Regions from separate parts of the Homo sapiens genome. Here all the other regions are linked to region 1. Evidence: chromatin loops called from intact Hi-C (ENCODE). Cell type or tissue: endothelial cell of umbilical vein. All regions are shown on one strand. Region 1 overlaps PLA2G4A (phospholipase A2 group IVA). Region 2 holds the start of PTGS2 (prostaglandin-endoperoxide synthase 2). Region 3 has its middle 21 kb from the start of PDC. Region 4 has its middle 43 kb from the start of PACERR. Region 5 has its middle 74 kb from the start of PTGS2. Region 6 overlaps PLA2G4A (phospholipase A2 group IVA). Region 7 overlaps ODR4 (odr-4 GPCR localization factor homolog).

Region 1 (4,000 bases):
AGAGAAAAAATGGCAGTTGGAGTTTTAACCCAGACTGTGGGGCCCTGGCCAAGGCCAGTGGCCTATCTCTCAAAACAACTAGATGGGTTTCCAAAGGCTGGCCACTATGTCTAAGGACCCTGGCAGCAACAGCCCTGTTAGCACAAGAAGCAGATAAACTAACCCTTGGGCAAAACCTGAATATAAAGGCCCCCCATGCTGTGGTAACTTTGATGACTACCGAAGGACATCATTGGCTAACAAATGCTAGATTAACCAAGTACCAAAGCTTGCCATGTGAAAATCCCCACATAACTATTGAAGTCTGTAACACCCTAAATCCCACCACCCTGCTCCCAGTATCAGAGAGCCCGGGCGAGCATAACTGTGTAGAGGTGTTGGACTCAGTCTATTCTAGCAGACCTGACCTTCGGGACCAGCCATGGGCATCATCAGTAGACTGGGAGTTATACATGGACGGGAGCAGCTTCATCAACTCACAAGGAGAAAGATGTGCAGGATATGCGGTGGTAACTTTGGATGCTGTCATTAAAGCCAAACTGTGGCTACAGGGCACTTCAGCCCAGAAGGCTGAGCTCATTGCTTTAACTCGGGCTGTAGAACTCAGTGAAGGTAAGACTGTAAACATCTACACTGACTCTGGATATGCCTCTCTAACCCTCCAAGTGCATGGAGCATTATATAAGGAAAAGGGCCTGTTAAACTCTGGGGGAAAGGACATAAAATATCAACAGTAAATTCTACAATTATTAGAGGCAGTGTGGAAACCTCAGAAGGTGGCAGTCATGCACTGCAGGGGACACCAGCGAGCCTCCACCTCAGTGGCCTTAAGAAACTCTCGACCTGATTCAGAAGCTCAAAAAGCAGCATCTACCCCTTACTGGGCATCGATAGCAGCCCCCTTACTCCCTCAAACACCTGACCTGGTACATACCTATTCTAAGGAAGAAAAAGACTTCTTCCACCCAGACAGGGGGCAAGTAATAAAAGGAGGATGAATCAGACTGCCAGATGGGAGGGTAGCTGTGCTGCAGTTGCTGGGAGCCACAGTCGTATTGGCCATGCACGAAACCACTCACCTAGGGCAAGAGTCACTTGAAGAATTGTTAGGCCGGTACTTCTACGTCTCACACTTGCCAGCCTTTGCCAAAGCAGTAGCACAACTGTGCATTACATGCCGACAGCACAATGCGAGGCAAAGCCCCACTGTTTCGCCCCACATACAAGCTTATGGAGCAGCTCCTTTTGAGGATCTTCAGGTGGATTTCACAGAAATGCCAAAATGTGGAGGTAACAAGTATTTGCTGGTTCTTACGTGTACTTACTCTGGGTGGGTGGAGGCTTATCCAACACGAACTGAAAAGCCCTACAAGGTAACCCATGTGCTTCTCCAAGATCTTATTCCTAGGTTTGGACTGCCCTTATGAATCAGCTCAGATAACGGGCCGGCATTTGTGGCTCACTTGGTACGGAAGACAGCAAAGGCATTAGGAATCACTTGGAAGCTACATACCGCCTACTGACCTCAGAGTTCCGGAAAGGTGGAGCGAATGAATCGGACTATCAAAAATAGTTTAGGGAAAGTATGTCAGGAAACAGGATTAAAGTGGATACAGGCCCTTCCTATGGTATTGTTTAAAATTAGATGCACTCCTTCTAAGAAAACAGGATACTCCCCTTAAGAAATACTGTATCATAGGCCTCCTCCTATACTAGGAGAGCTTCCAGGCACTTCCCAAGAGTTAGGTGAATTGAATTACAGCGACAGCTACAGGCTTTAGGAAAAATTACACAAACAATCTCAACTTGGGTAAATGAGAGGTGTCCCATCAGCTTATTCTCCCCAGTTCACCCTTTCTCTCCAGGTGATCGCGTATGAATCAAGGACTGGAATGTAGCCCCTTTGCGGCCACGGTGGAAAGGACCTCAGACCATCATCCTGAACACCCCCACAGCTGTAAAGGTAGAAGGAATCCCACCCTGGATCCACCACAGCCGTGTGAAACCTGCAGCCGCTGAAACCTGGAAGGCAAAACCGAGCCCGGACAACCCCTGCAAAGTGACTCTGAGGAGGACGACAAGCCCTGCTCCAGTCACACCCAGAAGCTGACTGGTCTATGCACAGCCGAAGCATGAGGAAAATTATCATGGGATTCATTTTCCTTATAATTTGGACTTGTATAGTAGACACTTCCACTGATTTTCCCTGCATGGAGGACTGCTCTCAGTGTATACATCAGGTTACCGAGGTAGGGCAACAAGTTAAAACAATTATTCTGTTCTATAGTTACTATGAATGCCTAGGAACTTTAAAAGGAACATGTTTATATAATGACACTCAGTACAGGTATGTAGCCCAGGAAACGACAGACCAGATGTGTGTTATGACCCCTCTGAGCCTCCCATGTCCACTGTTTTTGAAATAAGATTAAGGACTGAAGACTGGTGGGGACTCATAAATGATACAAGTAAAGTATTAGCCAGAACAGAAGAAAAAGGGGTGCCCAAACGCATAATCTTGAAATTTGATGCCTGTGCTATCATTAATAGCAATAAGCTAGGAAGGGGATGTGGCCATTTTAGTTGGGAAAAAGGCTATATGACCAAAAATAAGTACATTTGTCATGAATTAGGACTGTGTGGAAATGAATGTGGATACTGGTCTTGTGTCATTTGGGCCACTTGGATAAAAAAATGAAAAGGATCCAGTCCACCTTCAGAAAGGAAAGAATGACCCTTCCTGTACTAAGGGACAATGTAACCCCTTAGAGCTAGTGATAACCAATCCCCTTAATCCTCACTGGAAAAAAGGGGAGCGTGTGACCTTAGGAATCGACAGGGCCAGACTGGATCCTCGAGTAAATATCTTGGTTCGAGGAGGAGAAGTTTACGAACGCTCTCCTGAGCCAGTGTTTCAAACTTTCTATGATGAACTAAATGTGCCAGTACCAGAAATTCCAGGAAAAACAAGAAATTTGTTTTTGCAACTAGCCGAGTGTGTAGCCCAGCCTCTCAATGTCACTTCATGTTATGTCTGTGGAGGAACCGTAACAGGATATCAATGGCCATGGAAAGCCCGAGAATTAGTACCTGTAGACCCAGTTCCTGATGAATTCCTGGCTCAAAAGAATTACCCTGATAATTTCTGGGTCCTAAAACCCTCAATTACTGGACAATATTGCATAGCTAGAGAAGGAAAAAAATTCACTCACCCCGTAGGATGACTTAGTTGTCTGGGACAGAAACTGTATAATGGTACCACAAAAACAGTCACTTGGTGGAGCTCAAATCACACAGAGAGGAATCCATTTAGTAAATTTCCAAAGCTGCAAATCGTGTGGACCCACCCGGAGTCCCACTGGGACTGGACAGCCCCCACGGCATTATACTGGATATGTGGGCATACAGCTTCCAATAATACAACTACCAGTGGGCAGGTAGTTGTGTTATTGAAACTATTAAACCATCTTTCTTCCTACTGCCCATAAAAACAGGCAAATTCCTGGGCTTCCCTGTCTATGCTTTCCGTGAAAAGAGAAGCATAGCTATAAAAAATTAGAAAGATAATGAATGGCCCCCTGAGAGAATCATACAATATTATGGGCCTGCTACTTGGGCACAAGTTGGCTCGTGGGGATACTGGACCCCCATTTACATGATCAACCGAATCATACAGTTACAAGCTGTCTTAGAAATAATCACTAATAAAACCGGCAGAGCCTTGACTATTCTGGCCCGGCAAGAAACTCAGATGAGAAATGCTATCTGTCAAAATAGATTGGCCCTTGACTACTTGCTAGCAGCTGAAGGAGGGGTCTGTGGGAAATTTAACCTTACTAATTGCTGTCTACACATAGATGATCAAGGGCAAGTAGTTGAAGACATAGTTAGAGATATGACAAAACTGGCACACATGCCCGTGCAAGTGTGGCATGGATTTGATCCTGGGGCCATGTTTGGAAAATGGTTCCCAGCACTAGGAGGATTTAAAACTCTTATA
Region 2 (4,000 bases), 240 kb after region 1:
TATATAAGTGACAGAATTTCCACTATGGGATAGATGGAGTTCAATTCCTTTGAGTTTAAAATAATCTAAATATAATTATTCCTTATGCCCTGTTTTTCCCTCACTTTTGTATCCAAATCTCTTTTCAGACAACAGAACAATTAATGTCTGATAAGGAAGACAATGATGATGATCACTTCAAAATGAATTCAGGATTGTAATGTAAAATTTTAGTACTCTCTCACAGTATGGATTCTAACATGGCTTCTAACCCAAACTAACATTAGTAGCTCTAACTATAAACTTCAAATTTCAGTAGATGCAACCTACTCCTTTAAAATGAAACAGAAGATTGAAATTATTAAATTATCAAAAAGAAAATGATCCACGCTCTTAGTTGAAATTTCATGTAAGATTCCATGCAATAAATAGGAGTGCCATAAATGGAATGATGAAATATGACTAGAGGAGGAGAAAGGCTTCCTAGATGAGATGGAATTTTAGTCATCCGTGTCTCATGAAGAATCAGATGTGTACACTAAGCAAAACAGTTAAAAAAAAAACCTCCAAGTGAGTCTCTTATTTATTTTTTTCTTATAAGACTTCTACAAATTGAGGTACCTGGTGTAGTTTTATTTCAGGTTTTATGCTGTCATTTTCCTGTAATGCTAAGGACTTAGGACATAACTGAATTTTCTATTTTCCACTTCTTTTCTGGTGTGTGTGTATATATATATGTATATATACACACACACATATACATATATATATTTTTTAGTATCTCACCCTCACATGCTCCTCCCTGAGCACTACCCATGATAGATGTTAAACAAAAGCAAAGATGAAATTCCAACTGTCAAAATCTCCCTTCCATCTAATTAATTCCTCATCCAACTATGTTCCAAAACGAGAATAGAAAATTAGCCCCAATAAGCCCAGGCAACTGAAAAGTAAATGCTATGTTGTACTTTGATCCATGGTCACAACTCATAATCTTGGAAAAGTGGACAGAAAAGACAAAAGAGTGAACTTTAAAACTCGAATTTATTTTACCAGTATCTCCTATGAAGGGCTAGTAACCAAAATAATCCACGCATCAGGGAGAGAAATGCCTTAAGGCATACGTTTTGGACATTTAGCGTCCCTGCAAATTCTGGCCATCGCCGCTTCCTTTGTCCATCAGAAGGCAGGAAACTTTATATTGGTGACCCGTGGAGCTCACATTAACTATTTACAGGGTAACTGCTTAGGACCAGTATTATGAGGAGAATTTACCTTTCCCGCCTCTCTTTCCAAGAAACAAGGAGGGGGTGAAGGTACGGAGAACAGTATTTCTTCTGTTGAAAGCAACTTAGCTACAAAGATAAATTACAGCTATGTACACTGAAGGTAGCTATTTCATTCCACAAAATAAGAGTTTTTTAAAAAGCTATGTATGTATGTGCTGCATATAGAGCAGATATACAGCCTATTAAGCGTCGTCACTAAAACATAAAACATGTCAGCCTTTCTTAACCTTACTCGCCCCAGTCTGTCCCGACGTGACTTCCTCGACCCTCTAAAGACGTACAGACCAGACACGGCGGCGGCGGCGGGAGAGGGGATTCCCTGCGCCCCCGGACCTCAGGGCCGCTCAGATTCCTGGAGAGGAAGCCAAGTGTCCTTCTGCCCTCCCCCGGTATCCCATCCAAGGCGATCAGTCCAGAACTGGCTCTCGGAAGCGCTCGGGCAAAGACTGCGAAGAAGAAAAGACATCTGGCGGAAACCTGTGCGCCTGGGGCGGTGGAACTCGGGGAGGAGAGGGAGGGATCAGACAGGAGAGTGGGGACTACCCCCTCTGCTCCCAAATTGGGGCAGCTTCCTGGGTTTCCGATTTTCTCATTTCCGTGGGTAAAAAACCCTGCCCCCACCGGGCTTACGCAATTTTTTTAAGGGGAGAGGAGGGAAAAATTTGTGGGGGGTACGAAAAGGCGGAAAGAAACAGTCATTTCGTCACATGGGCTTGGTTTTCAGTCTTATAAAAAGGAAGGTTCTCTCGGTTAGCGACCAATTGTCATACGACTTGCAGTGAGCGTCAGGAGCACGTCCAGGAACTCCTCAGCAGCGCCTCCTTCAGCTCCACAGCCAGACGCCCTCAGACAGCAAAGCCTACCCCCGCGCCGCGCCCTGCCCGCCGCTGCGATGCTCGCCCGCGCCCTGCTGCTGTGCGCGGTCCTGGCGCTCAGCCATACAGGTGAGTACCTGGCGCCGCGCACCGGGGACTCCGGTTCCACGCACCCGGGCAGAGTTTCCGCTCTGACCTCCTGGGTCTATCCCAGTACTCCGACTTCTCTCCGAATAGAGAAGCTACGTGACTTGGGAAAGAGCTTGGACCGCTAGAGTTCGAAAGAACTCCGTGGATATTCCAGCTTTCCCACAAGCACTGATCATTATGAGCCAGTTACTTAACCGATCTGAGACACTCTCACCTCCTAAATAGGGATAGATGATACTAATTTGCAGGTTGTCATTATGATAAGACAGGATCTGATCAATATATGTGAATTGTTTATATTTGGAACCTTTTTATTGAGTGGAAGAAGTTGTTTTAAATATTCTAGTCAGTTCTTTCCTGCTCCCAGGAAAGCCCGGATTATGTTTTAAGATAAGCAAAATGTCTTAAAAGTAAGCTGTTTTACTTTGAATTTTTCCCTAAATGTTGATTAGTGTACTAGATCCATTTTAATTTGGAAAGTGAAGTGCTACTTATTTGAACTTCTTAAAAATGCTAATTTTAACATCTAAAGAGTTAACTAAGAAAAGCTTAGTAACATGATGTACCAAGTTGAATATGCTGTTATCCTTATTTAGAATAGAAAATTGGTATTTCTACGTTTTATCCATTCTAAGGCAGGTTAAAAAATTGTATTTCCATGACTACCTATATATTTCTTGAATTTATTATTGTAAAGTTGATTCATAGTCAAACAATTAAATGTTTAAATTAAGATTAAGACACTAGAGAATGATTTATTTGCTGTCCTTTAATTGCAGCAAATCCTTGCTGTTCCCACCCATGTCAAAACCGAGGTGTATGTATGAGTGTGGGATTTGACCAGTATAAGTGCGATTGTACCCGGACAGGATTCTATGGAGAAAACTGCTCAACACGTAAGTTTGTCCTTTGGTTGCCTCATTAGGAGTGGGGCTGGATACAGTTATCATTGTATAGATTTGTGTCTTATAATGAGTCCCATTAATTTCTCCCTCCCTTTCTTCGTCTTCTTGCAGCGGAATTTTTGACAAGAATAAAATTATTTCTGAAACCCACTCCAAACACAGTGCACTACATACTTACCCACTTCAAGGGATTTTGGAACGTTGTGAATAACATTCCCTTCCTTCGAAATGCAATTATGAGTTATGTGTTGACATGTAAGTACAAGTGTCTTTCTAAGGTTTTTAGCCTTCTCAAAGAAAAATATGCTTTATAATACTGTAAGCCTAATCTAAAAACATATTTCCAAGCTTATCAAAAAGACTTTAAGATAGCTTTTAAGTTTGCCTTCCATCTTAATCGCCAAAAATATTGACATTTAGTCCCATCCAGTTTATACAGTCTGCTCACAACTCTGTATACCTCTTCTAACCTTTACTGTTTGGTCAGTTTGTGGAGGTAGCATGGTCCAGCTGTTTATTGAATGCCCATGGGCCACAGAATTGTTCTGAACATGTAGCACCCATTAAAATAAATTTGGATTTGGATCAGCAAGAAAATAACTTTCCATGATTCTAAAGTGGGTGCCATACTCAGCCATTCCTTTCATAGGCCTCTTGGATAGTGAGCAGATGGCTACCTGAAAAATCAATATTGCCAGATTATAATGTGCAGAGTATATGTATTTTATTAAAGATGTATTTCAAGTGGCCATTAGACTATAAAGTGTAGTTGTTTAAAAATAGATTTTTTTTATTTTGGAGTTACATTCAACCTCAGGTGCCACTTTCCACATTTTACAATAAAAATAATGGTTGATTTACT
Region 3 (4,000 bases), 430 kb after region 1:
TTTTCTCCTTTTAAAAATATCTCTTCAGGGTCTTATTTACCATGATATTGCTTTCCTGAATAATAATTAAATTCCTAAGTAGGAAAGAATCATCAACCCATTACCAACTAAAAAGTAAAGGTTCAAGTCTTTAAGAAGAAAAAATTCTTTCATAAAAGCACATGTGAGGCCAGGTGCAGCAGCTCACACCTGTAATCCCAGCATTTTGGGAGGCCGAGGTGGGTGGATCACCTGAGGTCAGGAGTTCAAGACCAGCCTGGCCAACATGGTGAAACACTATCTCTACTAAAAATATAAAAACTAGTTGGGCATGGTGGTGGGCGCCTGTAATCCCAGCTACTTGGGAGGCTGAGGCAGGAGAATTGCTTGAACCCAGGAGATGGGAGTTGCAGTGAGCCGACACGGTGCCACTGCACTCCAGCCTCAGTGACAGAGTGAGACTCCGTCTCAAAAAAACAAACAAACAAACAAACAAAAAGCATATGTGAAATCTCTACTGTAATTTGCACTAAATCTTAAGCTTTCTATTTGTACTTCCCCCTCCTCATCTCTTCAGTAGCTCCTTCAAACATGTTTTTTTCCAGAATATTTGTGACAAAATACCAGAAAATACAGTCTAAGAATCTTACTCAATTCTGTCTTGTGCATTGGTCTCTGATAGTTTCCTAGTTCCACATGGAAGAAGGTGTTTTTCAAAATCTATACTTTAAAAATTCAGTATTTGAATATTCATGTGTCCCTTAACAATGAAGATATGTTCTGGGAAATGTGTCATTAGGCAATTTTGTCACTGTGCCAACATCAAACGGTGGATTTACCACAAACCTAGATGTACATACTGTGCGGGTACTAGCCTACTACACACCTATGCTATATGGTATAGCCTACTGCCTCTAGGCAACAAACCTGTACAGCATATTACCCTACTGAATACTGTAGGCAACTGTAACACAATAGAAAGTAGGTGTGTATCTAAACATATCTAAATATAGAAAAGGTAATGTGTTACACTAAGATGTTATGGTGGCTACAATGCTACTGTGTGATAGGAGTTTTCACCTCCATTACAATCTTAGGGGACTATTGTTATATTTGCAATCCGTTGTTGACTGAACCATCATTATGCAGTGTATGACAATATAATACAAACTATTTATAGTGCACTTATGTGTAGAGTATATTTAAATTGGTCTACCTGCATTATCTCATTTAATCCTTAACAATCCTATGAATGCAAACTATGATTACTCCCATGTAGTTGAGGAAACTAAGGCATAGAAATGTTAACTTGCCCAAAATATCATGGTGAGTGAAGCATAAAAAGCCTAACAACAGTGTTCAAATGCTATGTATTGTTCCATCCACAAAAAACAGGAAAGAGAGTCTCTCACTCTCTGGGTGTGTTTGTGTCTGTGTTCCTTTTAAAACACAATTTTTAAAAGTCATAATTGCAAATTATTTTTCTAATGCAAATCACACATATCCTTTTGATAAGGATATTCAATCACAGAAAATGTTTAAAAGTATTTTTCTCCCTAATATTTCATATTGTATTTTAATCAGTTGAGCAATGTGTATAAAAGGAAAAAAATGACTGCATTTACATGTTACTATGTGATTTCCTTTGGAATCAGTTCTTCTGACTTAAGGTCAAACCAGACAGCTGGCCTGTATGTGATTATGCTGCCCTCACGTGACAGACGTTGTGAACTGCAAGTAGAGTGGGATCCTAGCAAAGACCACCAAGCCCGAAAACTCAGAGGAGCCGAGACTAGCTACTCCCCCAACTGTTCACTGACCATTTTCAAATCAACTTTTACCTGTGACCTCAAAACATCAATGTGATTTTCACATGTCCTTAGCTTACTTCTATTCAATGAGTACAGGTATCTACAATACTGTGTATTTACAGGTCTTACATGCATTTACAATTTAGTAGTAGGCAGTATCAGAAATGTTCTATTTCCTCTGGAACTTAATATGCTAATAGAGAATGGTGGCATATAATAATATTTACAAATAACCAAAAAGGTCTTGAAATTTCTCCAGTGGCATATATAATTTACCTATTTGGTCATACAACCTGACAAGTGCTACCATTTTTAAATCCTTCTAGAAACATGGCATTTAAGACTAAATTTAAAGACCTCTATTAATAATTATGAATGTGGCTGGGCGCGGTGGCTCATGCCTGTAATCCAGCACTCTGGGAGGCCGAGGCAGGCAGATCACCTGAGGTCGGGAGTTTGAGACCAGCCTGACCAACATGGAGAAACCCCGTCTCTACTAAAAACACAAAATTAGCCGGGCATGGTGGCGCAAGCCTGTTATCCCAGCTACTTGGGAGGCTGAGGCAGGAGAATTGCTTGAACCCGAGAGGTGAAGGTTGAGGTGAGCCGAGATCATGCCATTGCACTCCAGCCTGGGCAACAAGAGTGAAACTCCGTATCAAAAAAAAAAAAGAAGAAGAAGATAAATAAAATAAAAATAAAAATAATTATTAATGTGAATACAGCCTGTTTTGGTAAGATAAAATGTGTCATACAACAAAAATCCAGGCGAATCTCTAGTATGGTCCTTCTCTCCTTGATAAACAGTTCTTTGGCTCACAAAAGAAATGGGAATGGCTAAAATTCTCCTTTGACCATAAATTTTTATGATAGTTTCATTGACTATGGAGTTAAAAACTAAAAACAGAGCATCAAAATTCCACCCTAGATGATGTAGGAAATTGCCTAGAATATGTGATCCAAAGCCACCAAAAGACCTCTCAGTGGCTCCAAATGATCTTTCAAACTCGCTTGCCCTAGAGCCTAGGATTCCTGCCATTAATACATTTTTTCCTACTTACAGTATGTCGTCTCTGGTAGTTTGATTTTGAAATATCAAAATACAGCATTATCTGGAGAGATAAGACACTATAAATCACAAGTTCCTTAGCACAGATTAATTAATCAGGATACTTAATGTCAAAAGGAAAGCAGTAAATAAGACCTTGAGGTCAAGCTACAGGTAGTAATTTATGGACAGGAGGATAGAGGTGTGGTCCAAAGGATACAGCACTGCTGAGAAGAGTTCCCAGCCTGGGCAAGAAAAGATCATTTAGCAAGAGAAGCCAAACATGGACAGGGAAAGTGGAAAGAAGTTGAAGATAAACTTGGGCTGCTGAAGAACTGCATGTAAGACTGGCTCTTTAACTGAAACTAAAATATAAAAAATATCCAATAAAGAGGAAACATTTTATCAGACTTTATAGATTAAATAAAGCAAATATCAGAATGACCAAGTTTGTTTTCAAAGGACTTTAACATTTATGACTTTACCACAAAAACTCTCACTTTTTTAAATAAAAAATTCTGCACATAGAAATATCAAATAGTATTAAAATACTAATGCGTCTGCTAAATATTAAATAGAGTGCTCTATCTCTTTGTGGCCAGGATGAGGAAAGGGCCATATTCTGTTTCTAATGATCTTACTGATTGTGTGTCTTGAAATGTTTAGAATACACTAAATAAATGTAAAAGCAAGAAACATAACCAAAATAATGTGCTCCCAGATAAGGAAGAGATTTTTACAACTCTCAAAAATCTAAGTCCAACCTTCCCAAACTGTAAAAACAAACATTAGAAAGTTTACCAAGTAAGTGATCATATAAATTTTTTTTCCTTATCTCTGAGAAAGCAATTGTTAGTTGGTTCTTTTCTGGTGAACTCTTTTTCAGGTTCATGCTTATTTGTAATGTAATAGCTCTTCTTTCCACAGGAGACATCTTTCAGTATCTACACTCAAATCTCCTGTGGAATCACTTGTTTCTGTCAGTGATTACAAACATATAAAACAAACATTCTGAGATCCCTTTGAATACCTCCTAAGTAGGTAGAATTTAAAAATTTAAGTAAATTTTTCTCTTTTTGTAACGAGGAAAGACCTCAAGGAACAGCAGGAATACAAATTTAGACATGGAGGGAAATGGTATTCGATTCCTTAAACGGCTCTA
Region 4 (4,000 bases), 190 kb after region 1:
GAATTAGAAAAAAACTACTTTAAATTTCATATGGAACCAAAAAAGAACCCGCACAGCCAAGACAATCCTAAGCAAAAAGAACAAAGCTGGAGGCATTATGCTACCTGACTTCAAACTATACTACAAGGCTACAGTAACCAAAACAGCATGGTACTGGTACCAAAACAGAGATATAGACCAATGGAACAGAACAGAAGCCTCAGAAATAATACCGCACATCTACAACCATCTGATCTTTGACAATCCTGACAAAAACAAGCAATGGGGAAAGGATTCTCTATTTAATAAATGGTGCTGGGAAAACTGGCTAACCATATGCAGAAAACTGAAACTGGACCCCTTCCTTGCACCTTATACAAAAATTAACTCAAGATGGATTAAAAACTTAAATATAAGACTTAAAACCATAAAAACCCTAGGAGAAAACCTAGGCAATACCATTCAGGACATAGGCATGGACAAAGACTTCATGACTAAAACACCAAAAGCAATGGCAACAAAAGCCAAAATTGACAAATGGGATCTAATTAAACTAAAGTACTTCTGAACAGCAAAAGAAACTATCATCAGAGTGAACAGGCAACCTACAGAATGGGAGAAAATTTTTGCCATCTATGCATCTGACAAAGGGATAATATCCAGAATCTACAAGGAACTTAAACAAATTTACAAGAGAAAAACAAAAAAAAGCCCATTAAAAAGTGGGCAAAGGATATGAACAGACACTTCTCAAAAGAAGACATTTATGCAGCCAACAAACATGAAAAAAAAGCTCATCATCACTGGTCATTAGAGAAATGCAAATCAAAACCACAATGAGATACCATCTCACGCCAGTTAGAATGGCGATCATTAAAAAGTCAGGAAACAAGAGATGCTGGAGAGGATGTGGAGAAATAGGAACCCCTTTACACTATTGGTGTGTAAATTAGTTCTAGCATTGTGAAAGACGGTGTGGCAATTCCTCAAAGATCTAGAACCAGAAATACCATTTGACATTATGCCATTACTGAGAATAAACACAAAGGATTATAAATCACTCTACTATAAAGACACATGCACACGTATGTTTATTGCAGCACTGTTCACAATAGCAAAGACTTGGAACCAACCCAAATGCCCATCAATGATAGACTGGATAAAGAAAATGTGGGACATATATACCGTGGAATACTATGCAGCCATAAAAAGGATGGGTTCATGTCCTTTGCAGGGACGTGGATGAAACTGGAAACCATTATTCTCAGCAAACTAACACAGGAACAGAAAACCAAACACCGCATGTTCTCACTCATAAGTGGGAGCTGAAAAATGAGAACACATGGACACAGAGAGGGGAACTTCACACACCAGGGCCTGTTGGAGGGTGGGGAAATAGGGGAGGGATAGCATTAGGAGACATACCTAATGTAGATGACGGGTTGATGGGTGCAGCGAACCACCATGGCATGTGTATACCTGTGTAACAAACCTGTATGTTCTGCACACGTATCCCAGAACTTAAAGTACAATAAAAAAAATTTTTAAAAAGGAAATAATCATATAAACTGGAACTCTCACTCTTTTAGCCAGCCCATTAATTAGTACACAATGAATCTTCAGTTTGTACCGCTCCATCAGGGAAGTCTCTCCATGTTTTGTTAAAAGTGTGGTTGGCCTGGAAAAGATTAATACCTTTCATTTATTGAACAGCTTATAGTTGGGGTGTTCACATTCCATTAGCTCATTTTATACCATAATGATTTTTTGAATTAAGCAGGAAAGTGGGAACATTACTTTCATTTTATTTAAAAAAAAAAAAAAAAAAGAGGAGCTCAGAAAAATCAGGCAGACTTCCCAAAGTTCATCTGGCAAGGTAGTAGTTAAAATGATGTTAGAATAGTGGTTTTATATGCTCTTCTTGCTACACCGCAATATACTCGAATGTTCTTTTTCACCTTAACATGACAATGACAGTCACTCTCTTAAACCAAAAATGATGACTAGAACAAGAATTTAGGGCCAGAAGCAACCATAGTAGATTCAGGCTTGTGTCTTATTGGAGTTTAAACTTCCAACTAGAATTAATATTTTGGTTAGTAATAAAGCTATAACCCAAACTCCAGCCTGTTACTAGATGATTTTCAGCCTTTGGGATATGTCCCATTCCAATCAAGCTGTTCCTTTTCCTGTCTTGAAATGTGCTAACCATATTTAAACATTTAGCTACAACGACTTCAACCAGATGCTAAATTAAATGGAAAAATTTGGGAATTTGATATTTCCCTTTCCCAAATGTCTAATTTTGTACCCTTGCTACACTTCTTACACTTACAATTCACTTCATTTTGTACTTCACCTTTGTTGTTGTTGCCAGTTTAATCACACAATGTTTTACTTCCATGCTATCAATTAAACATTTTTTTCTCAGAAAAAAAAAAAAAGCCCAGACCTAGAAGAGGGTTATGTTTCCATGAGCTCCCCCTAGAGGTTGGAGTGCTCATTAACACTAGTTAGCTACCAAAACAAATTCACAATCCACATTGTATTCAGAATAGACCACGTTCATCCAACATCATTTGCTTGTAATTCAGTAATAAAACACGAACAGATGACATAAGAAATTAAAAAGTGTCATAGCATTTAGAGAAAGGTTTGGCTGGTTGTTTCATTCATTCATTCATTCCATAAATACCTTGGGCTGGAACATAAATTTTACCTTTTAATTTTAGCATAGTTCTCTTTCCAATAGGTACAAATTATAGGGCCTAGAAGAAATAAAGGGCACATTCGGTCAGTATTTGGAAAGAGAAGAGTACCAAAGAAAAGTCTCTTTAAACAACAAAGACTCAGTTTGCCTGTTTCTTTCATTAATTTAACCGTTCAACGTTGTTGAGTGCTCATTATGTGTCAGAATGCATTTGATATGGGAATTGAACAGTGAACAAGGTATGACATCTGCCCTTATGAAGTTTTCAATTCAATGATTGCTGACAGGTCAGGTCACAAAAATAAAGTCACATGAAAGAATGTCAGTGGAGAAATAAGAGCAGAAAGCAAAATGGGATAAGTATTCTAGCAGAATGTGACATATGAGTCAAATTTTAAAGGACACATAAATTTGGGTTAGGTGGGGGCAGCAGGAAAGAAAGTTGGATAATGTCAAATAAAACTATCAGAGATGTATCATAGACCAATGAATAAACTGGAAATTTACATTTTGACTTCAATAAAACGTTTATTGCAGAATTTTTTAACGTAAGAGGAGAGGCAACACTTACAAATGCCTGGAGGCCTAAATGGCCCAAATTTTCCTCAGGGGCCCAAAAAGGTGATTTAAAATGAATAGAAACTCAGAGGACTGATGCTTAGAAGGGATGGGGTGCTTTAATGATAGAATTCTGTCTAAATTATTATTAGAAACACCTTTAATTATTGCAATACTGTCTTAAGGGCCTCAAAAAAAAACTCAACTAAATTCATTTTATACAATAAGTATACAATAGACAAGTTTTTTTCCACCAGCCCAACATCATCTTGTGTTTGAGAAAACAAAGATCCAGAGAAGTTAAGTAAATGAAGTTACACAGAAATTTGTGACAGGGGCATGTAAGTGAGATACAATTCACTGCTGCATGTACTATACCAGAATGAAAAAATCAAAACATCATATGTGGGCAATTACACAGAACTACATTGAAACCATTTGCTTTCCACAATCTGTTATTAAAGTTTGTCTTAATCCATAAACTGTTATTAAGAACTTCTAGAACATGTCGGTATAACAATAAATTTTTGACTGAGATTATTAAAAGCATGCAATTTTATTAATCAAATGATTTTTTTAAAAATCCATTTCCTAAGATTTGGAATTTTCCACTTTCCATGTTCTCCCTATGTTCAAATAAGAAAGGAAAAATACAGATTAGTTGAAAAACCTCTTCGCAGAGGTACCACATTACCATTCAAAATGTGTAAAGTTGAGCTTCTTTCATTTGAAGCTAATATTTGTGAATTACAC
Region 5 (4,000 bases), 310 kb after region 1:
TCTCCAGAGACAAATTACAAGTATCAATAGATGCTGTTCACTATTTAGGACATGATCTGAGTGCCGCAGGCATCCAGATCTGGTGTCTGCTAGTTAAGCTTTCCCAGGAATTTCCTAGGTTGGTAACTAAGAAGAAACTTTCCAGGTTCTTAGGTTTAATTAGATGTTGTCATCAAGGGGTCTCTAGTTTTCCCCTCTTAGGGTCTTTACTGTATGAACTCACTAAACACTTAGTCCCTGAACCCCTTTCTTGGGAAGAAAAACATGAACCAGGACGTTGTAAAATTAAAACAGGCATTATAAAAACTCCCTGCTTTGGGATTGCCCAGTTACTAAAAACATTTCACCCTATTTGTACCTGAAAGAAATAATCAGGCCTTGAGAATCCTTGCACAAGAACATGATAATAAGCTTAGCCCATTGCCTCTTGTAGTGCTTGATTAGACTATTGCCAAAGCGTCTGTGGATCTAACCTCAGGTAATAATGCTTATCTCCACATATCACACAAGGTGAAAAGTCTTCTCAACTCTAACCTTACCCAATATCTTTCTTTTCTTTTTTTTTTTTAATTTGTGGTTAAAAAATAGACATATAATTTTGTATCTTAACCATTTTAAAGTGTACATTTCAATAGTGTTAAGGGTATTCATGTTGTGAAACACATCTCAATAACTTTTGTTTTTATCTTGGTTTCCTTATATTTGTTCTTTCGACAAATATTATTGAGCAGTTAGAATATACAGGCGCTGTTCAAGCACTGAGGATAAAGCATTAAACAACTCAGAATGAGATATAAGATTAGACCTGTTTATTTCACAAATCTGTTTTTTGAGGTTAAATTGAAACAATGCATGTAAAATTTATGAAGTATATCAGTAGTTCTCAAAATTTGGTCTAAGGGCTTTTTTACACTCTTAAAAATTATTGAATACATTTTAAAATGCTTTTGCTTATGTGGGATGCACTCACACAAACTTGTGTATATATATTTACTATACTAGAAATTAAAATGAAATATTTAAAATATATTTTCTAATTCATTTAAAATAAAAATAATACATTTATTGCATGTTTGTATAAATAACATATTTTTAAAATACTATATTTTATTAAAAGCATTTACCTAAACAAAAAATGTTTAGTAAGGCTGGATGTGGTGGTTCATGCCTATAATCCCAGCACTTTGGGAGGTCAAGGTGGGAGGATTGCTTGAGGCCAGAAGTGCTAGGCTAGACCATAGTAAGGAAAGAGAAAAAGAAAAGAAAGAGGGAAAGAGAGAGGGAGGGAGGAAGGAAGGAAGGAAGGAGAGAAAAAGAGAGAGAAAGAAAAAGAAAGAAAGAAAGTAAGCTTAGTGAGAGGAGAGGCATTGTGATGCATTTTGTAAATCTCATTAATGTCTGGCTTAATAAATGACAGTTGTATTCTCAAGAGTGATGTCGTCAAAATGGGAGAATAGAAATAATCTAGCTTCAGTGTTCCCCACAGAAAACCAAAAACAACTATCCAGTACCTAGATTATCATCACCAGTAACCAAGAACTGGGCCTTTTGATGATTTTTGAGACCACAGAAAAGTGAAAAACTACAAGCAGAAAGTAAGAGAAATGAACTTCAGTTTCTTTGATATGCCTCCCCTACCTAAGTTGCCAGGCACTACATGGAAAAGTCCCCCTAGACTTAGGGTTTCACCAATGGAAAAAGTGAGATCAAGGCAGGCAAGACAGCAGGCTTCCCCACCATCTTGGGTTTCTTAGCAGGACTGCCATTTCTGCCTCAACTCAAGAAGCATCACAAGTGCCTGTAGAGAGAAATATCCTAAAGGCGGCTAGACTGAAAAAAAAAAAAAAAGAGAGAGAGAGAGAGAGAGTGGAGAAGGGATAGCAATCCCAGGGTGCAAAATGTAGGGCTGCTCTTCAGCTCAGCAAAAAGAGACACCAAACCAGAAGAGCAGTTCAGCAGCACCGGGCTCTAGGAGGCATTCTTCATGGGTCCTCAGGACACAAAACTCTACCCAGCCTCCACACACAACCAAGGAATCTCCTTTGGGACTCCTCCTGCCACACAGCCCCCCATCTGACACAGGCAGTTCTCCAAACTTTTTTGAGAGCTGTGGCAAACTTGGACTTAGGGCACCATCTAGTGCCAAAAAGGAGGCAGCAGTCCGGGGCTAAGGGAACTCAACATGCAAACCACACAGAACCTCTAAACATGCATAGCCTAGAAAGACCAAAGCAATCCAGACAGTGAAGACTGGAATCAATAGCTAAACCTTTAGTGCAAAGACAGAAATGTAAATCCGTAAGAAACAACAGCAAACAGGAAACCATGACCTCCCCAAATGGACAAAGCAAAGATCCGGTGATAGGCAATGGAGCAATGGTGTGGGCTCTCAAATCAGGAATTCAATATGGTAATTTTGAGGAAACTCCGTGAACTCCAAGATAACAGAGAAAAACAATTCAGAAATTTATCATAGAAATTTAACAAAGAGATTAGAATAATTTTTAATAAGAACAGAAATCCTAGAACTCAGAAATACTTTGGCTGAACTGAAAAATTCATTGGAAGGTCTCAGCAGCAGAATTTATCAAGTGGAAGAAAGGTTCAGTGAGCTTGAAGATAGGGTATTTAAAAACACACAGGGAAGAAAAAAGAAAAAATAATTTTTAAAAAATGAAATATGCCTACGAGGTCTAGAAAACAGCTTCAAAAGAGCAAACCTAAGGGTCATTGGCATTTAAGAGGGAATTGAGAAGGAGGCAAAAGGTAGAAAGCTTATTCAAAGAGATAATACAGTAACACTTTCCAAACCTAGAGAAAAATATAAATATGCAAGTACAGAAAAGTCAAGGATTGTCAAGGATTATAAAGGATTATAAAATAGATTCAACCCAAATAAGACTACACCAAGGCATATAATAAACAAACACTCAAAGGTCAAGGTCAAAGAGAGAATTCTAAAATCAGCAATAAAAAAGAAGCAACATCATATGAAAAAGCTCAAGTTCATTGGGCAACAGACTTCTCAGCAGAAATCATACCCAGGAAGGAGTGAGATAATATATTCAAAGTGCTTAATGAAGAAAACTGCCAAATGATAATACTGTATCTAGCAAGCTAGCCTTCAAACATGAAAAATAGATAAAGACTTTCTGAGATAAATAATAGTTGAGGATATGACTTACCACCAGACCAGTCTTACAAGAAATACTGAAGGGAGTTCTTCAGTCTGAAAGGAAGCTAACATGCAACAGGAAAACATCAGAAGATATAAAATTCACTGGTAAAAGTTAGTATAGAGACAAATTCAGAATATTCTAATACTGTAATTGTGGTGTGTTAATCACTCATATCTTTAGTATGAAGACTAACAGACAAAGCTATCAAAACAATAATAACAACAAAATTTTGTTAAGAAAGATGCAGTTATGAAAAGATGTAAACCGAGAGAATAAAAAGCCAAAATATGGGGAGGTGGAGTTAAAGTGCAAAGTTTTTAAGTTTTTCTTTGTGTTTGCTTCTTTTCTTTACTTTATGATCAAAGTGAAGTAGTTATCTGCTGATAAAAAACTTGTTATAACTATAAGATGATTTTATAGGCCTCGTGGTAACCATAAAGCAACAATTTATAATAAATATCCTAAAAATAAAAATAAGCAATTAAAACATACTACCAGAGAAAATCACTTAACCACAAAGGAAAACAGTGAGAGTGGAAGAAGGGAAAAGTTACAAAACAAAGAGAAAACAAGTAACAAAATGGCAGTAGTAAGTCCTTATTATCAATAATAACATTGAATATAAATGCAATAAATTCTCCAATTAAAAGACATAGACTGGTTAAGTGGATTAGGAAACAATACCCAACTATATACTTTCTATGAGAAGCTCACCTCATATATACACACACACATAGACTGGAAGTAAAGGGATGAAAAAAGATTTTCTGTGCAAAAATGGAAGCCAAAAAAGAAAAAAGCAGAGCTACCTATACTTAGAT
Region 6 (4,000 bases), 69 kb before region 1:
TTACTAAGGGAAACAGAGCAACGAGATGGATTCTGTCTTCTATATTCAATGCTTTCAACCATGGCTTCTTTTATCACCTGCAAATAGAGACAGAAGTTGTATAATTAGCGCTGCTATGAACTCATTTATATATTTTTTATTAAAATAAAAATCAAATGAATCTTTTTATTAGAGTATTCCTTTTGACATATATGAATAGAAATCTACGAGTCATGCATACACATTTAAATTCAACATCCCACCACTGCACTCTTGTTAAGCTTATATTCAGCTACTGTTCCTTCCCTCACCAGGGAAAGAAGGATTCTGGAAATGTTCTAGATTTTATGCTGATAAATTTGGGAATAAAGTGGTAGCATGGTAAAATTATGTTGGTTCTGCTCTTTGCCAAAAGGGGGATAACAGGGAAGAAACAAGTAATTACTAAATCTATAATTTATGTTCTTTATAATTAGTGGGCAAGTAGAAAAAGACCACCAGGAAAGTAAAAGCTTTTCCTAGTGGAGGAAGAAGGCATTGCTGGAGAATTGCCTTCCTTCCTCAACTGAAACAATACAGTTATAAAACATGAGCCTCCTCTATCTAGGAAACATCATGCTCTGTGATTTCATTGGTGAAAATGAATTACTACTTTTTATTCAGCATACATATATCCAATATATATTCTTTACATATACCCATGTTAATGGTAACCAGAAGAAAACACAGGAAACTACAACCTCTAAGAACTGCTATTTCAACTGTCATACACTGGTTTTGGTATGAAGTTAACCTAGTTAGAATTTGGGGAAAGAAGAGAACATTCAGAATTTGGTAGATGCAGTTATTGAAGAGCAGTGGAAATGGGCTTTGGAAGAAGGCCTGAATAGTAAATCTTGTCTCTGCTTCTGCTTCAGAACCTTGTTAAAATCAGGAAGACTCCATTTCCCAGGACAGTCCTCATTTCATCTCGATGACCAATGAGATAGATGTTTCTGGGCATCAGGAAACCGAGGCAAGTCACAGAGTTATTCCACAATTCCTTTTATTCTCTACCTCAGGGATTGTTAAGCAACATTAAGGTACAGTCCACGGGCTTTTCAGCCCCTTGCCACAGGTAGGAATACTTGGCAAGTCTGATCAGTTTAGGACGCTATGGCCTCCTCTCACTCACAACTGCTGTGGCCCACTTGGCCTTGGAGATGCATGCTCAGAGGGATTCTCCCATTACCACGTGCAAGCTCACTGGGCAAGCATGGCTCATTGCCTGAAGGAGATCATGTTTGCACCACTTAAACATGTGAGATCTAAATGGTGCAAACATGCAATTATTTTTCTGTGACTTTATGTCCCAGACACCCAACAAGCAAGGCTCTCTATTCTCTAATAGTAACTTTAAAAACGCAGTCAGATTTTGGAAAAAGGGAGCTATCACAGGAATGTGGTTCTTTTATATGCCTTATTTTAAAACGTAATATATGTAATTATCTTCTCGGGAAATGGGCTCAAACGTGAATGAGTCCGTTAAGGTAAAGCTGATATTTGCTGATCCCACTTTTCTTAAGAATAGGGAAACATAATTCTGTGATGACAAAAGATGCTTCAGATCTATGAAGGAGACTTGGACCAAAGGCTACCAGGCACAAACACTTCTTGGCTGTGTGAGATGGAGGGCAATTAGTGTCAATACTTGAGCCCATTTCTTCTTCTTTAAAATGGAAATAATGTACTAATTTGGGGTTTTGTGGGGATTGGAGATCATTTCTATAAAGTGCTTGGCACAATACCTGGTACATAAACATTCTACAACAGCTGTTACGCTTGTTATTTTTAAACTGACAATATGTGATGAAAATTGGGAACTCTAAATTAGAAGTGAAGCTATAAAGTTTATAAGAAATAAACACACCAGGTGTGTAGCCAAGAATGAGCTTATTATATTGTGTAAGTCAGCAAATCGTTTCTGCTATTCAAAGTATCCTACTACATCTTCTTTTAAAAATCTCCCTGCCTTTCTAGAGATCTATATCAGCAAATTTATCAATTGGTTTCTCCTTCTCACAGAAATCCATGAAACATCAACCCTCATTGCATAAAAGTGTCCAAATAAAATAAAAACCAACTATTTGCTTTCTAAACACCTAAAAAGCTTTAAAATAAAAAAGACCATACAAAAAATTAAACTGACAATGATTGCTGCTATCAATTCCCTCATAATGAATTCTTGAGCATAAAAAAAATCAGCAATATCAACATCAGGAACTAGTGGATTTATCGTAATTGGACCTCAGCTGGTGTTCCTAGTGAGCAAGCCATTCTGATAAAGGAAAATGAACACTTCCAACTCTGAAAACCCCAAGTTAGAATGTGCAAGTTGATCCACTAGGTGGCATATTAACACCATGAAACCATTAACCAGGTTTTTCACATTACTGCGGAAAATACCCTGTTCTTGGGAGTTACAGTTCTGTGATAGAAAAAATCAAGCCCAGTATTAGATCAGTTACTAAATTCAAACCTTTTGGCATCCTACATGATACAACTACATATATTCAAAAAGGCATTATGTTAAATTTAAACCTTTCTTTTCATTATTATACAAGAAGTCATCTTAAATGGTGTTTGTATCTCTTTCATTCTTCCCTGAAATTCATTGGGATTCCAAATCCTTCCCTTCAGTGTTATCCCAGCAAAAGCCCTCATATCTCAACCTTCTCCAGCCTCACCACCTATCCCATGTCATCTTTCACTTGTGCCATTCAGTAGCCTCCTATTGTTGAACCAGATCTCTTAAATCTTTGCTAATGAAAGCAGAGAATAAGAAAAACAAGCATGTAAAATGTGATCCCCCTTCCACATAAGAAACAAATTTGTAGAGGTGAGATTATAAGCAATCTACAAACAAATATTGAGTTATCACAACAGAAAATAAAAAATAAGCCCAAGAGAGAAAGTTAAGTATATTTTGTTAGAGAAGTAAAAATTACAAATATAGGAGAACATGAGAAGATATTTAGGTGTAAAATTACTGTGAATTTGCTGGATAATGCCTGCCTTTTCAATAAAAACTGAAATGTCAGGAAGGCAGAAAGTTCATCAGGCTTGCATTTTTTTTTATCCGAGCGCTTAGAACATGGAAGGTACATAATAAATATTTGCAAAATTAATAAATACACAGAAGGTGCTCACTAGAGGTTGATTGACACAGGGCAGCATTCAGTTCAGAGGAACAGTGAGACCAGTTGAGTTAAAGGACAGGCAGGGTTTTTAAGTGGAGCAGAAGACTGGGCATTCTCTGTAGAAGAATAACCATATGAAAAGACTGAGGATGGGAGGCTGTGGCATTCGTCAGAGACATCTGGGAATTCATTCTGGCCTGGCTAGAATGAAGGCTGTGTTTGGGGAACACTAAGAAATAAGGCTGCTTGAGAGACAGGTGGTTCAAAAGTAAGGAATGAAGGAGAAAAGACATGCAGCCTCATCTCAGCTCCCCCACATCATCGTGACTTCCAGTAACCTGCCTAAGTAATCCATGACTCCATTTCCTAACTTATAAATTAAAACCCCACCTCATAGGCTAGTCTTGAGTGTTAAATATTTGGGGGAAAATATTTGGCTTATATGAAGCACTCAAAACTTTTAATTCTTCTTTCCATGCTGTACCCCTAGTTTCTAAAACAGTTTCTGGCACACTAAACAATAAATATGTATTGAATTAATAAATAAATGAGACCAGAAAGAGATCATAGGCAGCATTAAAAATAGATGAGTTATGGACTAATATATTAGGCAATAATACATAATAGTAAGCTTATAAATTATTTTTAAAAGATAGAACTTTTACTTGTACCTACACACCCTTATCAAGATGAAGAAATATCAATGAATTAATGAATTAAGAAATGAGTACCAGTATTTCTGGATATGGATGTATCCTCATTTTAATTAACATTTAATGTTTAGCACTTTGTAGAATTATTTAAGAAAGAAAAAAGCTCATTACTTTGCATCATTGGCATAT
Region 7 (4,000 bases), 510 kb after region 1:
AAAAAAATGTGTTACAAAACCTGGATAGTAAAGCAAATCTATGCTCTATAAAAGTCATCTAATTTCTGGAACTGCCCATTTTGGCTTAGTATCCCAATTACATGAAAGGTATATGAAAAAAAAAAGGCAAATAATATGGAGAAAATGTTTAATAAATTAGTGTTTTAAAACCTTCTGTTCTGACATGATGCTTTACCAAGTAAGATAATGAGTTTTGAGAAAACTTTTATATTGAAAGAAATACCTTAAAGCTTTGTAATTTTACCTACTTAATCCTGAACTTGTTTTATTAAGATCTACTTGCTAAGCTTGAAAAATACCTTAGTATCTTAAATTTTGGTACAATTTCCCAGGAAATACTCACTGTATGTCTAGACATGTAGAAATTAAACATGTATTTTAAAATGTCTCAGTTAATATTTCGAAGTGTCAAACAGAACTAGCTTTAAAAAAAATCTAAAGACATGATATTTAAACTAGACATCTCATAGGTAAAATCTTAGCTGTAATCTAACCAGGTTCTTAAATAGCATCATATAATGACCTGTGTTTGTTTCCTCTGCAATTTCCAAATCTTCTATTTGAATTGTGTGATCCAACATCTCCATAAAATGGTCCCTGATTTCTTCAGCTGACTCATCGTCAAATTTATAATCACACAACATTACAGTGGATCCAGGAAGGGGAACAAAGACTCGATAAGGGAGGACGTGGAACTCTTTTTCAGAATCTAAAAGGAAAAGAAATATTATCAATATTTAGATAGGTTTGTCACTGGTATCAGTGATACATATTTTAGAAGTACATACAAAAACTAATAGAAATAAAGCTTAAAAGGTCAATATTTTTTCATTTTCTGGTTGATCTGGCACAAAATTGCTCTTACCAAATTCTGCTTTACCTCAAAACCCCTGGTCTTTGCAAGGAACCTAAATGATACTCCTATGAAAAATAAACTTATCTCCAGGCGCGGTGGCTCATGCCTGTAATCCCAGCACTTTGGGAGGCTGAGGTGGGCAGATCACTTGAGGTCAGGAGTTGGAGACCAACGTGGCCAACATGGTGAAACCCCGTTTCTACTAAAAATACAAAAATTAGTCAGGCGTGGTGGCAGGTGCCTGTAATCCCAGCTACTCAGGAGGCTGAGGCAGGAGGATTTCTTGAACCGGGAGGTGGAGGTTGCGGTGAGCCAAGATCGCACCACTGCACTCCAGCCTGGGCAACAGAGCGAGACTCCATCTCAAAATAAAAATAAAAATAAAATAAACTTATCATTGCCTTCAATGTAAAGCTGTTGATTACACATTCTTATACGACCCACTGTCCTATGAAGAACACTCAAGAGACAATTTTGTCCTTGATGTCAGAAACTATTGTCCTTCTTGTCTGTTTTAGCCTCATAGGCACTGTACATTTTATAGTTGGTTTTTCTCTTCTTCATCCAAGTTTGGAGCCAAATTACTGGCCACCTTACATCTAGTGCACAGGATCTGATAGAATACATTTTTGTATTAATCTCCCCATGAATTTCATCTTACTAGATGTAGCCCCCTTCCTATATATCAAGCATGTTTAGGACATCTAGTCATACATACAGTTTTGTGTACCTATCTCACTACCAACTCCATTTTGCTTTCTTTTTTTACCTTCCCTTTGACTCTTTATTACTAATATTTATTTTCACTTGTTTACTTATGCTTCTTTGTAAAAAGCCTTAAATCATTTTTAGAAAAAAATAAATCTAAATAAATAACAAATATCTCATTCTTCTGTGAATACTTACAAACTGGAATATATTATTTCCCCTAATTTCTAACATAGTCACTGTTGCATGTAAATATATAATTACTTTTTAGTTAAATGCTACGATCCTTATGAACTATCAGAAAGATAGAAATTTTGTGAAAAGAATGACCTCTTTCAGCAACAGATATGATTAAAAAGTTACTAATGTAAAGATCAAGTGGAAAACTAGGGCTTATTTTAATAGTAACCTAGACTTCGTTGTCAAGAAACTAGTGGTAACTTTACATAATTACAAACAGAAGATGACGAACAATGCCTTAAGTGTCACAGGAAATGCAATGGCTTAAACTACGTGTTCCTTCCAGATTCTGTGTATTATCTTGTTTGCACATGAGAACTGGGAGAGAAATTTTACTCTTTGACCAGACTGCCTCCTAGCTGTAGAAGAATATTACTGCAATTTGTACTGTAGCACGAAAATTGTCCACACATTGAAATTAGGACTATATTATTTTATTTTGAGCCACAGTTACTTGAAACAGATTAAGTAAAAACTCAAAAATGACTCTAATGTGCATGTGCAATTGGCATGCAAAATTTTAAAACCATTTCAAACTACATCAATTCTTGGTCTATCTGAAAAATAACAAGCTAAAAAAATCAAACGTTAAATAACTGGTTCCAATAAATTTAAATTACTCATTAAAAAGAAAAAGCACTACAACTTTCAAATTAAGAAGTTAAATTAGCAATTTAGTATCTAAGTAAGACTCGTTTTCTGTTGGTCTGAGGTTTAAATGGGAGGAGAAATCTTTTGGAAAAGACACATCTCAAAAAGCACTCCAAAGCAGAATCCTTTAGGAATATCCTCATGTCATAGTATCTAGTTCAACATTATCTGAATAAAGTCAAAACAAATAAAAAAATTTTAAAATTAAGCCAATATAATAAGAATTGGGTTTCTATTGGTTAAATGTCCTAGCTGGTATCAGAGTAGTACTGAAACTTTTAAGTTATTTATGTATTTTTCATAGAATTTTTTTTTAGAATAGGTGATAGCACAGTTGAAGCTTAAAGGATAAGAGGACATCTGCATAAAGGGATAGGAGAAGTGCCATTCAGAGAGTGGAATCATAGGCACAGACAAACAGGATTACAAATGTTCTGGGAAGACAGTGGAGTGGTACAGAGGATACTGATGTGGGGATGGGCAAAGGTAAGAGGTTTCATAACTGATGACCTCCATTTTCACAATGAGTAGGTCATCTATGAGAATAAGTTGAGCAGGATCAAATGAAGACTTATAACAGTGAAGAAGGCTTAGGCTGTATCTTAAGAGGAATCAAAGAGGAAGATCACAACAAGTGCAAGGATTAATTGGAGTTTTTTTTTTTTTTTAAACTGACAATGAAATACTAAGTTCTTTTATCTGGATAGCCAAAATTAAAAGCCTAGGTTTAGTTTAGAGATCAGATATATAAAGTTATTATGTCCTTAACAGACTTCCTCATGCATGCAAAAATACTCTAATTCAGGTTAATTTTATGGCATACATTCTACATTTTACTATATTACAGCATCTATAAGATCTTACCAGTATATAAGAAAATAAGCAAAGTAAAATGAGGATAAAATCTAAAATCTAACAATTTGGTGTATAAATTCAACATCAGAATTTACATTTATTTATGCTTCAGGGGATGGATAACTCATTCTCCATGATGATTATTTTATATCACATGATTGTAACAAAACATCTCATATACCTCATAAATATATATATATACCTACTATGTATCCACAAAAGTTAAAAATTAAAAAAATTTTTTTAAAGAATTTACATTTATTTATATTATCACACTTACAATGTATTCTTTTATCTTGATACCTAAGATCAACTAATATGTTGTTGGAATAATTATCCTGTTACTAAAGTGTTGAATATATATTTACATCTTATTTCTGTTTGAAATATGCTAAATTTCCCAAAAATTGAAGTTAAGGCATTTTAAAGACAATTAACATAAGTTGTTCTCCTCCATCATCTCCAACATGGTATCAATACCACTTGATGAGGGCTTGGCTTACACCAATTTTATTAGGGGCCTTACAAACATCATCTCATTTAATCTTGCAGCCTCAAAAAGTAGGTACCATAATTCCTATTTTATATATAAGAAAATGGGGCCATTCATAGTGGCTCATGCCTATAATTCCCAGTGCTTTGGGAGGACTGCTTGGGGCCAGAAGTTTG

The links. Hi-C counts contacts between places; a loop is a spot of excess contacts. Peaks named below come from ENCODE experiments on the same cell type or tissue, not always from the same donor. Only the 100,000 strongest peaks of a DNase experiment are listed, where the experiment ranks them.
Region 2: it touches region 1 in a loop (3-fold over the local background); 9 of 110 quality-filtered maps call a loop at or near these places.
Region 3: a loop joins it to region 1, with 9 times the contacts of the local background. A loop is called at or near these places in 11 of 110 quality-filtered maps.
Region 4: it touches region 1 in a loop (13-fold over the local background); 8 of 110 quality-filtered maps call a loop at or near these places.
Region 5: it touches region 1 in a loop (11-fold over the local background); 11 of 110 quality-filtered maps call a loop at or near these places.
Region 6: it touches region 1 in a loop (14-fold over the local background); 12 of 110 quality-filtered maps call a loop at or near these places.
Region 7: it touches region 1 in a loop (6-fold over the local background); 4 of 110 quality-filtered maps call a loop at or near these places.

Annotation. Positions count from the first base shown.
Region 1 is chr1:186,915,058-186,919,057 of GRCh38, reverse strand. The region is part of intron 7 of PLA2G4A (phospholipase A2 group IVA); the gene reads right to left. Among named protein-coding and RNA genes, the nearest start is that of PLA2G4A, 88 kb to the right of the region's middle. In endothelial cell of umbilical vein, a CTCF peak has its summit at 1,743; DNase peaks (open chromatin) are centred at 1,477 and 1,727; H3K27ac peaks cover 1,328 bases.
Region 2 is chr1:186,678,451-186,682,450 of GRCh38, reverse strand. PTGS2 (prostaglandin-endoperoxide synthase 2) reads left to right here and starts at 2,028. Exons shown (of 10, transcript NM_000963.4): 1 at 2,028-2,212; 2 at 3,013-3,129; 3 at 3,250-3,393. The coding sequence starts at 2,161. PACERR (PTGS2 antisense NFKB1 complex-mediated expression regulator RNA) reads right to left here and starts at 1,797. Exons shown (of 1, transcript NR_125801.1): 1 at 1,005-1,797. RefSeq lists an enhancer at 3,678-4,000. In endothelial cell of umbilical vein, a CTCF peak has its summit at 2,082; DNase peaks (open chromatin) are centred at 340 and 2,000; H3K4me3 peaks cover 3,384 bases; H3K27ac peaks cover 3,759 bases.
Region 3 is chr1:186,480,553-186,484,552 of GRCh38, reverse strand. No RefSeq gene overlaps it. Among named protein-coding and RNA genes, the nearest start is that of PDC, 21 kb to the right of the region's middle. In endothelial cell of umbilical vein, a CTCF peak has its summit at 1,688; a DNase peak (open chromatin) is centred at 1,682; H3K27ac peaks cover 333 bases.
Region 4 is chr1:186,721,372-186,725,371 of GRCh38, reverse strand. No RefSeq gene overlaps it. Among named protein-coding and RNA genes, the nearest start is that of PACERR, 43 kb to the right of the region's middle. In endothelial cell of umbilical vein, a CTCF peak has its summit at 2,488 (motif pointing left); a DNase peak (open chromatin) is centred at 2,461.
Region 5 is chr1:186,604,075-186,608,074 of GRCh38, reverse strand. No RefSeq gene overlaps it. Among named protein-coding and RNA genes, the nearest start is that of PTGS2, 74 kb to the left of the region's middle. In endothelial cell of umbilical vein, a CTCF peak has its summit at 2,143 (motif pointing left); a DNase peak (open chromatin) is centred at 2,114.
Region 6 is chr1:186,984,454-186,988,453 of GRCh38, reverse strand. PLA2G4A (phospholipase A2 group IVA) reads right to left here. Exons shown (of 18, transcript NM_024420.3): 18 at 1-77. Among named protein-coding and RNA genes, the nearest start is that of LINC01036, 110 kb to the left of the region's middle. RefSeq lists an enhancer at 3,067-3,568. In endothelial cell of umbilical vein, a CTCF peak has its summit at 2,366 (motif pointing right); a DNase peak (open chromatin) is centred at 2,403; H3K27ac peaks cover 1,272 bases.
Region 7 is chr1:186,402,813-186,406,812 of GRCh38, reverse strand. It overlaps ODR4 (odr-4 GPCR localization factor homolog), which reads right to left. Exons shown (of 14, transcript NM_017847.6): 12 at 545-730. Among named protein-coding and RNA genes, the nearest start is that of ODR4, 29 kb to the right of the region's middle. In endothelial cell of umbilical vein, a CTCF peak has its summit at 2,151; a DNase peak (open chromatin) is centred at 2,082; H3K27ac peaks cover 2,281 bases.